Linked DNA regions of Homo sapiens: region 1 is linked to region 2. A link is a contact called in ENCODE Hi-C data. All regions are on one chromosome and are shown on one strand. Each heading gives the region's core, a stretch centred on a gene start or an enhancer-like site at or near the end of the contact. The rest is flanking DNA. Distances are from core to core; before and after follow the strand shown.

Region 1 (2,700 bases), core at 200-2,699, 310 kb after region 2:
CCTCGATCATCCTGCATTCATTTCACAGACCTTCCCTGAGCGCCTACCATGTGCAGGCCCTGTTCTAGGTACAGGGACACAGCTGAGAAACAGAGCTTCTGCTCTCATGAGCTCACATCATGGTGAGGAGAGACAGATAATAAACACATACATATATAACACATCAGGAAGGTCAGGAGTGCCAAAGAAAAACTAAGCAGGGCAAGGAGAGAATGAGTGGCGTGGGCAAGGAGCAAGACAAACAGATGCCTGAAAGGAGCGAGTGCCAGGCTGCACTCAGCTTCCCCCGACCCGCTGGCTCAGGAGCCGATTTTCCCATAGCCAGGCACTAAGCAGCCGGTAGGGAGGACAGAGAAGCTTAAGGGTCACCTGCTGGCCCTTCCCAGCAGAAGCAAGGCAGGGGCATGCGCCGTGTTTGCACAGATACCTCACCCCTGGAAAGGCAGCAGCAGGCAATGGGCAGTGGGCCTGTCTCAGCAGTTTCACCAGGGAGAATGGTTTCTCTGAAAGAATAGTATAAAGGTTCAGTGGGTGTCAGAAAGGAGAGAGGCAGGCTGGGATCTGCTGATACAGCATCAGGGCAACCCCCCGGCCCCTCTGAGAGCCAAACCTTCTCTGGTTTTTGTTTTGGTTGTTTTTTGAGACAGGGTCTCGCTCTGTCACCCAGGCTGGAGTGTAGTGGTACAATCACAGCTCAGTGCAGCCTGGCGCTGCTGGGGTCAAATGATCCTCCCACCTCAGTCTCTGGCCTTGCTAAGATCACAGGTGTGCATCACCACACCCAGCTAATTATTCTTAAATTTTTTGTAGAGACGAAGTTTCCCTGTGTTGCCTGGGCCTGGTCTCGAACTCCTGGGCTCAAGCAGTCCTTCTGCCTGGGCTTCCCAAAGTGCTGGGTGACAGGTGTGAGCCACCGTGCTGGGCCATAAGCAAGTCTTCATATATTTGATGACAGTGTTTGACCACCCCAGCCAAAACTTCTCTGGCCTGCACATCCCTAATTCTGGCAGATGCTCCATCTCCACTTGTTCCCCATGGGTGCCCCTCCCAACACACACACGTACACGTGCACACACGCACACTTCCCCAAGTGACCTACCAGATACCCCCTCGCTCTAGCCCTCAAGGGAAGAGCTGGGCTCCAGGAGTAATGTTCCTTTGGTTCTTCATGGCTCCCACCCCGCTCCTTCAGGTCTTGATTTCAGAAGGACTGGGGCAGTTTGCTCAAGATCCCAAGTTCATCGAGGTCACCACCCAGGAGCTGGCCGACGCCTGCGACATGACCATAGAGGAGATGGAGAGCGCGGCCGACAACATCCTCAGCGGGGGCGCCCCACAGAGCCCCAATGGCGCCCTCTTACCCTTTGTGAACTGCAGGGACGCGGGGCAGGACCGAGCCGGGGGCGAAGAGGACGCGGGCTGTGTGCGCGCGCGGGGTCGACCGAGTGAGGAGGAGCTCCAGGACAGCAGGGTCTACGTCAGCAGCCTGTAGTGGGCGCTGCCAGATGCGGGCTTTTTTTTATTTGTTTCAATGTTCCTAATGGGTTCGTTTCAGAAGTGCCTCACTGTTCTCGTGACCTGGAGTTAACCGGAACAGCGTCTTCATTCATTTCTGTTGGGACCAGACGCGGAGCCTGGGTGCGCGAGCCGCCCTCCGGGAGGAAGGCGCCCGGCTGCGTCTGCAGAGGCGGGGAGAGGAGGCGGCGAGGGTCCCGGGGCGCGAGGAAGGCGCCTGCCCTCTCCCAGCTCGCAGGCCCCGGGCCCGGCCGCGCCTCCGCGGGGAGAGCACCCCGGCTTCCCGCGCGCCCTCACCAAAAGGACCCTACAGCAAACGGGTGTCTTTCGACTCTGCTTGTAGAAACCATTTGCACATATTCTGTACGAGCCTCGCTGTCTCCCTAGAGCCAGGGCCCTGCGGATTTGGAGAAGGGAGCGGGGCAGGACTTCCAGGAGGACCCCAACCCGGCCCGGAGAGGGAGGAGGAGGCCTCCAGGGGCGCGGAGCTCTGGGGATGGGCGTCGGGCCGGCAGTGGTGCGGCTCACTCCGTCCCTGCCCACCTGCGACGGGATCCCCCGACCGGCACGGGCCACGCCGAGCTCCCGGCCAGCCGCCGGCCCGCAGGCAGCGCGAGGGAGGAGCTGCGCCGCCGGCTCCGCCCAACCAGGTGGTGCTGAGCTTCCGCTGAGCGCTCTTTTGTTTTGTGGTTTGACACTTTTCTTGACAGCATGTTGCAGTTTCTTTTCGGTTTTGGTTTTTTTTAAATGTTTTATTTTGCTTTCCCAGCGGGAGGGGAGGAAGAAGAGTGTTTACAAAGTCCTGTAGCCCCCTCACCTTTCTGTTTTCACTTTTGCCAATGTACATCGGGTTTGGTTTTCTTGTATTATTTAAACGGTTGTGGTTTCCTTTTTCCACGGAGGTTCAATAGAAGCCGCTGCAGGAGAGTTTTACCAACCATTGTGTATGCCCAATAATTTGTTATCATTTCCTTAGGTAGTAACCTATTTTTGTTCTGGTTTGGTTCGGTTATCTAATGGAAAGGTAACTGGCAATGCACTTGATGTGGTCTTGCACATGTGGGTGATAGAGTTGGGTTCCTTTTTATGCTGGGTGTACAGGTGGGTTTGGGAGAGAGGAGCATGCGCGAGAGAGTCTCCGAGTGTGTGCGACGCGTGTGTGTGTGGTGGGTTGTCTGTGTGCAT
Region 2 (2,700 bases), core at 189-2,688:
GTCTGTTGGTTCTCACTTCCTCCTTTAATCATTTCAGAAGAGCTGTTAATGAGCAGGAAATCTAATTGATTAGCATTTCATCCTGGCTTCCCTTTCTGCCAAAGGTGCTAATGAGCAGGGAAATCACAGATCCTCCGGGTGCAAGGTACTTGAGAGGTTGTGAATGCATTTGCCACCCCTACATGGAGAACCTCATCTGAACCTCAGCAAACTGATAAGGACCACTCTGATTTTTAAAACCCTCCAGACAAGCTGCCTTCCTTCTGTGGATCACACACCACCCAGGTTAGCAGCAGTGCCACCAGAAACACTGTTGCACTCAAGTTTTCTCGCAGGTGACTCATCTGCATGCTCCTTGGCGGAGAATCGCGGGTTACTGTACTGTCTTTGTGTAAGAGTTCTTCATATTCTCGAAGATGTTTGTTACATCTTGTTTCTACTGTCTTTCCTCCAGGTTACACATTGTGCGTCTTTCACCCTTTCTGTGCAAGTTGTTCTTTCTGACCCTAATCACCTTATGTTGTTGGATCTTACTCCAAGTTCATCTACTTTGGTCGTGGATTCGGAACTGAGCCTAGAGTCCATGAAGGACTCTAGCAAGAATGAGCACAATTAGAGGTCTCCTGGCACCCTGTTGTTGTCTCCTTTTTTTCTTTCTAACAAAAGCCCATGGTCAGTCTCTCCAGTTCATGACTCTTTTTCAACCCCAGCCTCCCTTTCTCCGTTTGTGTACATGCCCTATTTTTCTTTTCCTGGTAGACAACCCTGCACTTTTCCTTCTCTGAGCAGCAACAGTGAAAGGGAAGGGAGGTGGAGGGAGAGTAAGCCACATGGGCAACCTGCAACCTGGGTCTCCAGCCTCTTGCAGTCTTGGTCCTCACCGTGGCATAGTATAGTACCAGTAGAGGCACTGCAGGGACAGATGAACTCCATAGCAAGGCATTGCAAGAGGCCTTTGGAGAAATTCCTTTGCAATTTGAGCAAAGCCCACTCCTTGGCTTAGCAAATCTTTTTACTTTTTGGTCTGCTAGAATTTACTGCATGCGTAGTTATCCAGAAGGTACGTCTCTGTCCCATTCGGCTTTATTAGACGCCATCTGGAAAGGGGCTGGGAGTGGTCAGCCTCAGGGAGGGGAGCCAACTGACCGTGAAAGGAGGGAGATGAGAGCGAAGTAAGCATAGTGCTCGCTCCCCAAGGATTGAAACTGCCTGCCCCGAGCTGAAGACTTACAAAGACGTAGTCCAGATTCCCAGAGAAAATGAGGCTTTATACCCATAACAAGTTGTAATTTGAGTCACCGGGGAAGTTAAGAAAGTGAAAACATGAGCAAATGCCAGTGTGATGGAATCAGAGTCTCCATGCTGGAAGAGACTTCAGAGGGATCTGCTTGAGCTCCCTGGCTTTATAGACAGGAAGACCGGCCCCCTCAGATGCACACAGCCAGGTACTGCACGGCCGGGCCAGAGGCTTTTCTGATGCCTGCCTCCCTCTCCCGGCAACGGAACCTCATCACCTAGTTCTGATAGGAAAAAAAAAAAATGAGGTGATCAGAAAACAACTTCCTCAACTTTCTCAGTCTCCACCAGCAACTAAAATTGTTCCTGTATCCCCCTCACCTTATCCACTTAGCACCCCTACACCCAAGGGCAGCTAGGACCCGCTGCTGTCTCTCCATGACCTCCCTCCCTCTGTAGCCTTAGGTAGGCCCCTGGCAGCTTTTGCCTGGAAATTTGCAACAGTCTCTTGACGGGTCCCCCTGCCTCCCTCCATTCTTAGTTCACCTGTCACTCTGTGGCTGCCTCACCCATCTAAGAAGCAAACCTGGTAAAATTGCTTCTGTTTAAAAGTCTTGAAATCCTGCAATGGCCTCAGTGGCCCCTAGGATAACTATAAACTCCTTAACATGGGCTACAAATAGGTGGTTTTCACCCCTGGGTGTATATTAGAATCACCTGGGATCTTTTTAAAATTACCCGTGCCTGGGTCTCACCCGTAGTGACTCCATAGAGTGGGCCTGGGTGGGGCCAGTGGTGTCCTACAGCTGGAACCAGCCCCAGCGACTCAGGAGAGGCCATCGCTTCCAGGAATCTTATGAGTGGGTTGTTAAATGACCATTATTAAAAATTATACAAACTTGTAAGTAAGTACATTATGTTAAAAACAAAGGTAATACATACTCAAAAGTCAGGTTTGCCTGATGCCTTTACTACCTTTCGAGGTAATTTCTATTGATTGTATCTGCTGGGTGGAAATACTATATAATGGTGTGCTACTACACATCTCCTCCCAACTCTGCAGTCAGTGACATCCCATTGGTAGCTTGAAATTGACCATGGCATGAGTATTTACATCATAGAAATTGGCAAATGCTACAAATCAGCCCCTGCCCCCCAACAAGTCATTAAACACTGATATCACTGGCTGCGGCTCAGGTATTTACATGATTTTTTTAAAGCTCCTCCGGTTGATTCTGATGAGCAGCAGAGTTGAGAAGCACCAGCCAGGATCTGACTCTTTCTGCCTCTTGAGCAAGCCTCATCTCTTAGAAAAACTCTCCTCTTCCCCCCAACTTTCTTCAGTCCTGCCACACACAACCAACTGCAGTGGCCCAAACACGAGTGCCATGTTATTTCTCATTCTGTGTTTTTACTCCTAGACACACTGATTCTTCTGCCTGGAATGCCTGTCACTTCCTTGTC

What was found. Hi-C counts contacts between places; a loop is a spot of excess contacts on that map. Pooled maps may share reads with other maps.
Region 1: a loop to region 2 is called in a pooled map, with 9 times the contacts of the local background. The contact joins the promoter of CACNA1C-AS1 here to the enhancer-like site in region 2. A Hi-C loop is called at or near these places in 2 of 37 single-sample maps with no recorded cell type and 3 of 50 pooled maps.

The regions. Positions count from the first base shown.
Region 1 is chr12:2,689,708-2,692,407 of GRCh38, forward strand. It overlaps CACNA1C-AS1 (CACNA1C antisense RNA 1), which reads right to left and starts at 1,450. Exons shown (of 4, transcript NR_045725.1): 1 at 1,362-1,450; 2 at 1,100-1,272; 3 at 433-503. CACNA1C (calcium voltage-gated channel subunit alpha1 C) reads left to right here. Exons shown (of 47, transcript NM_000719.7): 47 at 1,193-2,700. The coding sequence ends at 1,492. RefSeq lists a silencer at 1,910-2,179.
Region 2 is chr12:2,383,846-2,386,545 of GRCh38, forward strand. The region is part of intron 3 of CACNA1C (calcium voltage-gated channel subunit alpha1 C); the gene reads left to right. Among named protein-coding and RNA genes, the nearest start is that of CACNA1C-IT3, 120 kb to the left of the region's middle. Within about 2 kb of position 1,439, at least 7 of the 41 ENCODE cell types and tissues checked have a DNase peak (open chromatin) inside an H3K27ac peak, as active enhancers do.